Linked DNA regions of Homo sapiens: region 2 is linked to region 1. The links are chromatin loops, found by intact Hi-C in ENCODE. Cell type or tissue: right lobe of liver. All regions are shown on one strand. Links, peaks and the distances in the headings refer to the core of each region. The heading gives the core; the rest is flanking DNA.

What was found. Peaks named below come from ENCODE experiments on the same cell type or tissue, not always from the same donor. Only the 100,000 strongest peaks of a DNase experiment are listed, where the experiment ranks them.
Region 2: it touches region 1 in a loop (4-fold over the local background); 7 of 110 quality-filtered maps call a loop at or near these places.

The regions. Positions count from the first base shown.
Region 1 is chr20:1,182,654-1,188,028 of GRCh38, forward strand. It overlaps TMEM74B (transmembrane protein 74B), which reads right to left and starts at 2,328. Exons shown (of 3, transcript NM_001304748.2): 1 at 1,649-2,328; 2 at 1,118-1,295. The coding sequence starts at 1,148. In right lobe of liver, for the core only: a CTCF peak has its summit at 3,278 (motif pointing left); a DNase peak (open chromatin) is centred at 3,268; H3K4me3 peaks cover 1,694 bases; H3K27ac peaks cover 420 bases; H3K27me3 peaks cover 780 bases.
Region 2 is chr20:1,125,222-1,130,596 of GRCh38, forward strand. PSMF1 (proteasome inhibitor subunit 1) reads left to right here. Exons shown (of 7, transcript NM_006814.5): 2 at 277-429; 3 at 2,205-2,287. Among named protein-coding and RNA genes, the nearest start is that of PSMF1, 9.3 kb to the left of the region's middle. In right lobe of liver, for the core only: no CTCF peak of the experiment used is centred there; no DNase peak of the experiment used is centred there.

The DNA.
Region 1 (5,375 bases), core at 315-5,314:
GAGGGAGAGGCGAGAAGAGGGACACTCTCTGTGCTGCAAGAGGAGTTACCCCACCCAAGAACCTGAACACAAACCCACCCAGACACAGACAGCACATGTGCATTCCCGCTGAAGGATACTGACTTACAGCCCGGGGACCATATTTGGCTGATAGAAGTTTTGCTTTGTTTTGTTCCTGGCCTGTTCATTTGTTTTTGGTGAATTAGTTGCAAATGTATAAAAAGCAAAAGATTTTAGATTTTACATTTTAAATGTTGGATTCCTGGCTTCTCCTGCAAAATGAAAGAATCTGGCCACCTTAGGCCCCCGTTCCCTTGTAACACTCGCCTGGAGTTGGCAATCGGGGCTCTTAGGCAGATCTAGCCTCTCCCCGACAGGTCCCACCTCAGCCCCCTTCCCTGCCTGGCATGTGTCATTCCTAATCCACAGCAGAACTGCATCATTCCTTGTATACACTGATGGCCTGAGGGCACATACACTCAGAGCCCTAGGCGCACAAGCCATGGGCTACAGAGACCACCAGGTGCAGAGTGGCTCACATGCTCCGGTGTGTCTACGCACACATACATGCACACACACACGATTCTCTGCATTCTCATGCCGGAGTTTATTCTCCAGTGCACTGTGGTTCGTTCTCTGTGTGTGTGTGTGTGTGTGTGTGTTTGTGTGTGTGTGTGTGTGTAAATATGAGCAAATGAAGTGAGGATGAATGGAATGAATGAATGAATGAAACTCAAAGAGCCTCAGTGCAGGAAGACATGTTTTTCAATCTTTCTGACCTTCTTGTCAATATGGACTAGCATCAGACACCTCCTCTTAGCACATATAGGGCCTTTCATGTGAGTACAAAGCTCTTTTCCCTTTACAGCCCATTTCTATCACTACGTCTCTCTTTCCAGAGTCTCAATTTAGTAAATGTTTACCAAGCACCTACTAGCTGTTGAGCCATGTACCCGACACTTCATGCAGGAGTATCTCATATCACCCTCACCAGCCCCACGATCCGGAATTACTGTCTCTATTTCATAAAACATGGCCAAGATCCCATGGCATGTATGGGAGGGTGGAGGACAGGAGTTGAATGCAGATTCCCTAAGAATTATTATCATGTACAAACCTGCAAACTCATACCCCTGTGCTGGTGGCATCACTCCACCAGCCTTCCCTGGCTCTGCATCCCTCACTCATAGACTCTTCATTTTATCCAGCTGTTTATCAGCAACCGTGAGCACCTTGAGAGCAGGCATAAGTTTGAATTCCATCTGGGTCCCCAGCCTGCGCCCAGACTGCTTTTACTTTCCAGTGAATAGACAGAAAAAAGAGATGTGTTTGTTGGTTGGCTTTTTACTCTTAGCACCAAAAACATTTTCCTGAGTGCCCAGCCACAAACAGGGACCAGCAGTGGGTGCCACATGGGTGCTCAGAAGTGGCCCCCACCCACACCCTCAGCACCTTCCACCCAACTCAGCTCCTGGAGTGGCCCAGGAACCCCTTTCCCAGACTGATATATTGATGCCTCCACACCCTGGAAGAAATCTGGAGCTCCCAAATTCTGGGAGCAGAGCTCTCCTTCATGCTGCAGGAACCCAAAACTTTTTTCTTAGGATGCCACAGTGAGAGGGCAGAGAAAAATGAGGATTCCTCTCACCCAGAGTTAGGACATCTCTCTGTTTCATGCCCAGGTTCAGAGATATTCACCAGTTACACAAAGGCCGTGCCCAATTACCCTAACATAAGCAGAAACACACCAACTGACATAGCTGCTCCCGCCCACCATTCACACCCCACGACCCCACCAGTTACTAATTTCATCTGCAGTCAGACAGGTCCTGAAAGGAACACTCCAGTTCCACACACACTCCCCCAGCAGCTGTTCCCACAGCAGTACCCACAGACACCCAGAAGTCACGTAGTGTGACCCTCGGATCTTCGGGCCACGCGAGTACCCCGTCACACGCACACGCGCGTACACACACACACACACACACACACACACACACACAAAGTGCCCCTGGGAGTGAGACCCAAGCCAGATCCACCAAGACCCGCAGGGGCCCAATACCCCACCCGCCGCGCGCACTGACACCCGGAGAGAGGGACGCACAGCGGCTGTGGGTGAAGCTTCACAAAACCCAGTCGATAGACACACGCACGAGTTGTACACAAAGCCTTGGGGCGCGCAGATACGCACACGCAGGTCCACGCTGTTGTACCCAAAGTTGCGCGCAGAAAGCCCCAGCACGCCGGCTGCCCACCGCGCCCGCTCCCGCCGGCCCAGTCCACACCCCCTGCTCCTGCCCTTGCCCACAGACGCGGGACCCGGAAGGCCGAACCGGACCAGGCGGAGGCCCGGGGAGGCCGGGTCCCCTGGTCGCATGTCCTTCGGCGGGCCGCGAGGTCAGGCTCGCCGTCCTTCGCCGCCACTCCCCGCCCCCGGCCCTCGGCCTCCTGCCGCCCCCAGCGGTCCCCTCTCCGCGTGCGTACCTGTGCCGGGCCTCCCTCCCCGCCTCACCACGCTGGGGCGAAGGGCGCCCGGCCGCCGGCGGGCGAGGGTGCGTCCTCTCCGGTGCCCGTCCGCCTTCCTGCAGCCGGCGTACGCCTGCGGGGGTCTCGCCTGCGGGGGTCTCTCTCCTGCGGCGCAGCCCGGAGGGCGCGGGCCCGGCCGCCACCGCCTCGCCCTCCCGGTCTCCCGCCCCCTTCCCGGCCCGGCCCGGAGCCACTGCCGAGGCGCACGTACCTACTCGCGCCGCGCGGAGCTGTACGGCGGCGGTGGCGGCCGCTGGGGAGGCGGGGGGGGGATCCGGGGACGGAGGGACGGGAGAAGGGGCGGGGGCCGGGGCTCGCCGAGCGCCGCGGAGGGAGCTCCGCCCGCGGCCGGCGAGGGCGCCCGGAGAGTTAGCAAGGAGAGGGACAGGAAGGCGGGTGATGGGCTGGGGCGAGGGTGCGGGGGCTCCGATCCACCGTCCTCCCCTCCCCTCCAGGCAGATCTGGATCGCCGGCGCCTGGGCTTAGGGAACTGGGGCTTGGAGCCCGCGGTCCACGGGCGCAGGGGCGGGGCGGGCGGGGGCTGCTGAAGAAGATCCCTCCCCACCACCGGAGAGCCCCTATTGCGCCAAGCGCAGGTGCCTCCCCACTCCTCACCCCCACTCTGCCACTTCCCCTTCCCCCCACCCCCACCCCGCACGCAGCCCCCAGGTAGGACCCCGGGTCCTCTCCGAGGTCCTTAGGTCGGGACGGTCTCCTCGGGCGCTTGCGGCTCCGTGGCTCAAGGGCGCCACCTGAAGGCTGCAAGAAAGAATCCGACGATCCCCCTCCCCCTTTTCTCTGCAATTTTTTTCTCCGTGGGACAGTGGAGTGCTCCGCCCAAGAGGGGTGTTCTCCTGGGGGCATTGCCAATGGCCAAACACACCCTCACCCTCCAAGGCCCAGCTGTGGGGCCTCTTCTCCTGGAACCCCTCCCTGGGCACACACCCACTTACCCCACGGGCCCCTCCATCTGGGCTCTCCTTTTGCCCGCACTGTTTGCTCTTGTCTCTGACGGTCGTGATTTTGTTTAAGGGTCAGCCTCCTCCATCGGATTGGCAGCTCCTGGAGAGCAGGACCCATGTCTGATCACCTAGAAGACCTAGGTGGGTGTGGGTGAACAGGCTGTGAAAAGGGGTGACTTTCACTTCTTTCCTTTACAGGGCCGGAGTTAAGATGAGTCCAGCGAAGTGCCTAGAGTACCAAATTCATGGAGACGTTTCCTCTTTGGGGAACACACGCCAACCCCAGAGACAGCTTTGGTCTGAATCGTGCAGGTTCCGGGAAGACACGGTGACCAGCTGAATCGTGTGGTCTCGGTTAGTACCTCTGGCCTCTGAGCCTGTATCCACTTCTGTCCATGAGGATTGTGAATGTGCAGGCTTTGAGGGCTCTGGGAAGGCCAGCAGAAGTTGGCCATGTGGAAGGACAGGCGAATGAGTGTGCCATGTCCTGCTCCTCGGCCACCTCATGAGCGGAGCCTGACCTGCCCTCCTCCAAAGTTCTGTGCAGCCCTCCCCAACCAGGAGACTGGAAGTCACCCTGGATGATGGATGCCTGTGCCTTCAAGGCCAGCATAGCCTAGCCCTAGGCAGGTCCACCAGGGCTGGGAAGGCCTCCATTTCCTCCCAGCCTTGCAGAGGCCTGGCCCGTTGTTAGAGACTTCAAAGGGATGCTAGCCCTGGCACCACACTCCTGTTCAAATCCCAGCTCCACCCCCACAGCTGGGTGCCCTGGTGTAAAGGACTGCCCTCCTGGAGCTCGGTTTCCTCCTCTGTGAAACGGATGTAGGAAGTGTTATGGGAATGGGATGAGATACCGCCTTTAAAGCACTCACTGTTCCTTCCCTCAGTCATGCGCTGTCCTACCTCAGCCTTTGCGCTGGCTGTTCCTTCTGCCTGGGACGTTTTTCTTTCTGATATTTCCCGCACTCACCCCCTTCCCTCACTTCCTTCAAGTCTTTGCTCAAATGCCACCTTCTCAGAGACGCCATTCCAGGCCATCCTTTCAAAAATAGCAGTGCCCCAGCACTCTTTACTCCCTCACTCTGAATTTTTCTCTATAGCACTTACCAACTGACATTAGTTTCTGTTTGCTTATTGCCACCTCCCCTAAAAAATAAGTGCCAAAAGAAGAGGGTTTTTGCCTGTTTCCCTCCCTGCAGTATCCCCAGACACTAGAAAAGGGGCTAACACCTAGGAAGCTCTGGATAAGTGCTCACTGAATAAAGAACAGAGAAAATGGGCAAATATTATATACTAGTTAGCTAGGTAGACTCCATCCCTACACTCAGGAAGCTTGTATTCTAGTGGGAGAAAAGGATAAGTAAATGTAACATTGCAGTTATAGTAAATGCTACCAAATAAAAGTATAGAGTGCAAGCCTCAAACAAGGGTGCCAACCTAGTCTTGGGGATAGGAATGGCTTCCTGTAAAAGTGTGGACTGAGCTGAGATTAGAAGGATGAGTAGAAGGCAACCAGATAAAGAGGGGAGGAAAGAGAAGTCCAGCAGAGCGCCTAGCATAGGCGAAGACCTTGGGGTAGAAGGAAGTGTGTGACGAGTTTGAGAGTTGCAGGAGACCAGTATGGTTGTCATGGAGGGCCTGATAAGGAACCTGGTAGGAGACGAGCCTGGGCTTAGCAGGTCAGGTCACTGCAGAGCCTTACAGGCCAAGTAATTTGTTCTTTATCCTCAGAGCAGTGGAGAGCCTCACTGATGAATGTAAGTAAAGGGTTAACAAAACCTTTTCCTCTTTTGCATGAGAATTTGACCTTTGGAAGCTCTGTTTCCTGGAAACAGATAAACATATGTCTGCTATGTTACTAAGCAACATTGCTTCTGATAAAAATGA
Region 2 (5,375 bases), core at 294-5,293, 57 kb before region 1:
AGATAATTATTAAACCAACACTGCAGATTCTTGACAGGTTCCAGTGCTGTGTCAGAAAGGTAGCTCAATATGAGGGAGAGCGCAGTAGAACAGAAGCCCAGAGACCTGGGCCCTAGACCTCTCTCTCGCTGTAGGATCTTGGGCAAGTCATTTCTCTTGACCTCCACATCTTCATCTGTGAAGTGAGGTGGGTAAGATTAGCTTATCTCGTGAGGTTCTTTATAGTTCTGTGTTTTGAGTTCATGATCTTTCTCCTCTCAACTGTGGTCTTCCCAGCCGGGTCCCAATGATAAGAAGTCAGAACTGCTGCCAGCTGGGTGGAACAACAATAAAGACCTGTATGTCCTCCGGTATGAGTATAAGGATGGGTCCAGAAAGCTCCTTGTGAAAGCCATCACCGTGGAGAGCAGCATGATCCTCAATGTGCTGGTGAGTCTCTGGGACACGTGAGTCTGCTGATGAGATGGGGATAGGAATGGCTGTTTTGAAACCCATTTAACGGTACGAATCCAGAGCTTCAATGTTCATGTAGCCCTTACCTAGTGATCCCACTTCTGGAACTTTATCTTAAGGTGAGAACCCTAAGTATAGAAAACCTTCGTGCACAAAGGTATCCACCACCTGGAATTAAGAAGGAGGGGCTTTCTGTCAACAGGGGAATGGTTAAATAAGGTAAATCTATTCAGTGACAAGATAGAAGGGAAAAACTTAGGTAACCCCAATGGGCTACTTCAGTTCCTTAAATAAATTGAATTCTTTGCTGCCTTGGAGCCCTTGCACTTTACATTTCCTATGCTGGAAGGCTCTTCCCCTCCCCCATCTGCCACTCACACAGCCCTTCACCATTCCTTCATCCTGGACAATTCTCTTTCATTTTTGACTTCCTCAAAAATTTCAGTTCTGACTACCCAGTCCTACTCCCCAAAAAAATCTAAATTATGTCTCTTTACGCCATCATTTTATTTTCCTGCCTGACACTCATTGCAGCTTGTAATTGTGTACTTATTTGTGCTTTGCTTTTATTCTGCCATGGGACTATAAGTGCCACAAGGACAGTGACTTTCCTTTTGTTAACTTTTTTCTTAGTGGTTTGGGTGTGACCATGTAGAAGTATCCTGCTGTATGTATTATACTGCACTTTGCTTTTTTTTCACTCGGTGTTTTGGAGGCAAGACCTTGACATGGAAATACATATAGATATACCTTATTTGTTTTAACTATTATATAGTTTCTCATAGCACCATAATTTCTTTATTCCTTTCCCTTTTGATGAACATTTAGATCTCGTGTCAGATAGGGTTCTTGGTTTCAAACAACAAAAACCTCTTGGGTTAGTTTAAGCAAAAAGGGTTTATTAAAAGAACCAGGATCACCCAGGCGCAGTGGCTCGCACCTGTAATCCCAGCACTTTGGGAGGCTAAGGCAGGTGGATCACTTGAGGTCAGGAGTTTGAGACCAGCCTGGTCAATATGGTGAAACCCTGTCTCTACTAAAAATATTTTTAAACCTTAGCCGGGCGTGGTCGTGGGTGCCTGTAATCCCAGCTACTTGGGAGGCTGAGGCAGGAGCATCCCTTGAACCCAAGAGGCAGAGTTTGCTGTGAGCTGAGATCGTGCCACTGAACTCCAGCCTGGGCAATAGAGCAAGCCTCTGTCTCAAAACAAAACAAAACAAAAAGAACCAGGATAGCTCATTGAAACAGGTTTAAGGCTAGGTTTCCAGAAGCAGTGTCCCAAATCATGCCCCGGAAACCACTGCTGCCACCACCACTGCCCAGTATTAGATACTGGCTGATTCTGTCTGCCCTGGTGCACCCTTCTCTTAAGCTGCTGATGTGACCCCCTGGCCTCTGTGCTACCCTCATTAGCAAGATGTCTGCCCCTTGCTGGGTCTGCATCTCCGTGTTGCTCACCTGCAGATCAAAGTTGATGCATCAGTTCAACACCTCAATTACCATGCCTGAGCCCTTTTGCAAAAGAGCCTGGGAAGTAGGTGTTTTAGTCTCTGCCTTGGAAAGGCAATATTCCTAAATCAGAGAAGTCTCCAAGCCTTAGGAAGGTATTTCATATAAACAGTCCTTATATATGTCTCTGTGGACATATGTGAATATTTCTTTAGGTTGAAGACTTTGTTACTCTCCCTTCACCCTCCCACTCTTAGCCAGAAATATCCCAGTCTCTCACTTTCTATTTTCACCCATCTAGGAATATGGCTCACAGCAAGTGGCAGACTTGACCCTGAACTTGGATGATTATATCGATGCAGAACACCTGGGTGACTTCCACAGGTACTTCTAAATGATGTCTCTTCCCTGGGAAAAAGAAGAGAGAACTAATGGCAAGATATGAGGAATAGGGTGGATGTGTCCAGAAAATTAAGGAAGGTGAATGGAAGAACCTTTTATTTCTGGGCACAACTTCCTAATTTTCTTTTCTGTTTTTTATGTATTTGAAGAGGAGACTTCCATAGGAAATGCCACATGAAACAAGATGGTGCAGTCAAGAGTCCACAAGTGCAGTGGTGGCTGCAGAGTAGAGGTGGAGCCCGGGCAACTCATTCAGTCAGAGCAGACTCCTGGGAGGATGTGTGCCTCATTGGGTCCCCAACCCCAATCTCCAACTTATTTAAAAAAAAATTATTTTCTTTAGGGTCGTTTTAGGTACAAGCAAAATTGAGCAGAAAGTGCAGAGCATTCCCATATTACCTCCTGCTCCCATACACCCACAGTTTACAGCTTCCCTGTGTCAATATCCCATACATAATGATTCATTTGTTACAACTAATGAGTCTACATTGACACATCATTATTAGGGCTCAAGCTTGCTGTTGTGCAGTCTGTGGGTTTTGACAAACAGATGAGAATGTGTGTCTATCATAGTATCACACAGAATAGTTTGACTACCCTAAAAATCTGTGCTTCTCCTATTCTTCACTCCCTTTTCCCTAACTGCTGGCAACCACTGATCTTTTGACTGTCTCCATAGTTTTGCCTTTTCTAGAGTGTCACATAGTTGGTATCATACAGTAGTATGATTCTAGACCTTTTCAGCAGATAGAGCTAGGAAAATTTTTCCTTATAAGTTTAAATTGCCACCTCTGTTTTTAATATAACACTACAGGATTCTTTTTCTCTTATTCCATACTTATATCTCCCTTCTCCTGTGGTGAGAACCCTGATTCCCAGCAGCATCAATGTATTTACTTATTTATTTGATCCTAGAATACACACAAATATTTTCTGAATTGCTACATCAGTGCCTACCAAGAACAAACCTATTAAGTAAAGTTCCAAATGACTTATTTCCAGTTCTTTTTGTCTTTTAACTATGTTCCACAAAAGATGTAGGCAGAGTAGTGTGTTCCAAAGGTACTTAGATTAGTGCTTGTTTTTAAAATCAGTATAATGAAATTATCTGTTTTATATATAGTTAAGCTGATTTATGTCTGCTTTATTCCATTATAGGGATTTTCCCCCCATCTTCATTGACCTCCTCAGGGTTTTATTTTTTATTTTATTTTATTTTTTTGAGGTGGAGTCTAGTTCTGTCACCCAGGCTGGAGTACAGTGTGACTGTTCAAGCAATTCTTCTGCCTCAGCTTCCCGAGTAACTGGGATTACAGGTGTGCACCACCACACCCAGCTAATTTTTGCGTTTTTTTGTTTTGTTTTTTGAGACGGAGTCTTGCTCTGTCACCCAGGCTGGAGTGCAGTGGCGCGATCTCGGCTCACTGCAAGCTCTACCTCCCGGGTTCACGCCATTCTCCTGCCTCAGCCTCCCGAGTAGCTGGGACTACAGGTGCCCACCACCACGCCTGGCAATTTTTTTTTTTTGTATTTTAGTAGAGATGGGGTTTCACCATGTTAGCCAGGATGGTCTCGATCTCCTGACCTCGTGATCCACCTGCCTTGGCCTCCCAAAGTGCTGGGATTACAGGCGTGAGCCACTGCACCCAGCCAATTTTTGCGTTTTTAATAGAGACAGGGTTTTGCTGTTGGCCAGGCTGGTGTCGAACTCCTGACCTCAAGTGATGGGATTACAGGTGTGAGCTACCGCACCTAGCCACCCTCAGAGTTTTAGAGTGAGCTTGGCATCACTATAAATGCACAGTTATCAAACCTTAACCGAACCTCAGAACTGCCCAGAAACCCTGTTGCATTTAATAGTATCTAATCAGCAATACCCTCTTTGAACCTATTCCAGTCCTCACAGACTTTCAAACCACTGGCCTCCACATTCTGGCCACTCCTCATTTCTCCTCCCCTCTTCCATGCAGCTTCTGTGTGAGGAGGTCTTTTACATATTCCCCTCCTGCATGCCACCCTCCAGTGTATTTCCCACGCAGCAGTTGGACCAGTCTTTCAGACATAGATCAGATCATAGTTAACAACTCTGGCTTAAAACCCTTCAGTGATGCTGCTTCACACCCATTACGATGGGTAGTATCAGAATAACCAGAAAATAAACAAGCGTTGTCAAGGATGTGGAGAAATTGGAACTCTTGTGCACTCTTGGGAATGTAAAATGGTGCAGCCACTATGGAAAACAATATGACAGTTCTTCAAAAAATTACCGTATAATCCTGCATGTCCACTTCCGGGCATATACCCAAAAGAATTGAAAGTAGGTCTTGAAAAGATATTTGTACACCCATGTTCGTAGAAGCATTATTCACAGTAGCCAAAAGGTGAAAGCAGCTTGGCTGTCCATTGATAAGATGAATGGATGAACAAAATTTGGTATGTAAATACAGTAGAATATTATTCGGCTTTAAAAAGGAAGGAAATTCTGGCCCGTGCTACAACATGGATGAACCTTGAAGACATTATACTAAATTAAATAAGCCATTCACAAAAGGACAAATTCTGTGTGATTCTATTAAAAGTACCTAGATTAGTCAAATTTGTAGAGACAGACAGTGGATGGTGGTTGCCAGATACTGGGGCAAGAGGGGAATAGGAAGGGGAGTTAGTGATTAATGGGTACAGAGTTTGTTTTGCAAAATGAAAAGAGATCTGGAGATGGATGGTAGGTGATTGCACAACAGTGTTAATGTACTTAACAGTACTGAACACTTAAAAATGGTTAAGATGGTAAATTTTATGCATATTTTACCACAGTTAAAAGTCTTTAGGGAATACTCATTGCTGTTAGGATAAAGAGCACAATCCTTGATGAGGCCTTAAAGCATTCACCCCTTCAATCTCACCTTGTACTGCCTTCCCCGCATCCCTGTGCTTCAGCCACAGTGTCATTCTTCTGCCCTCTTCAGACCTCTTCCCTCTGTCTAAAGTGCTCTCCCTGACCTCACGTAGCCAACTCCTGTTTATCTTTTGGTTACCGATTTAAACGTCAGTTCCTTAGAGAAGCTTCCTC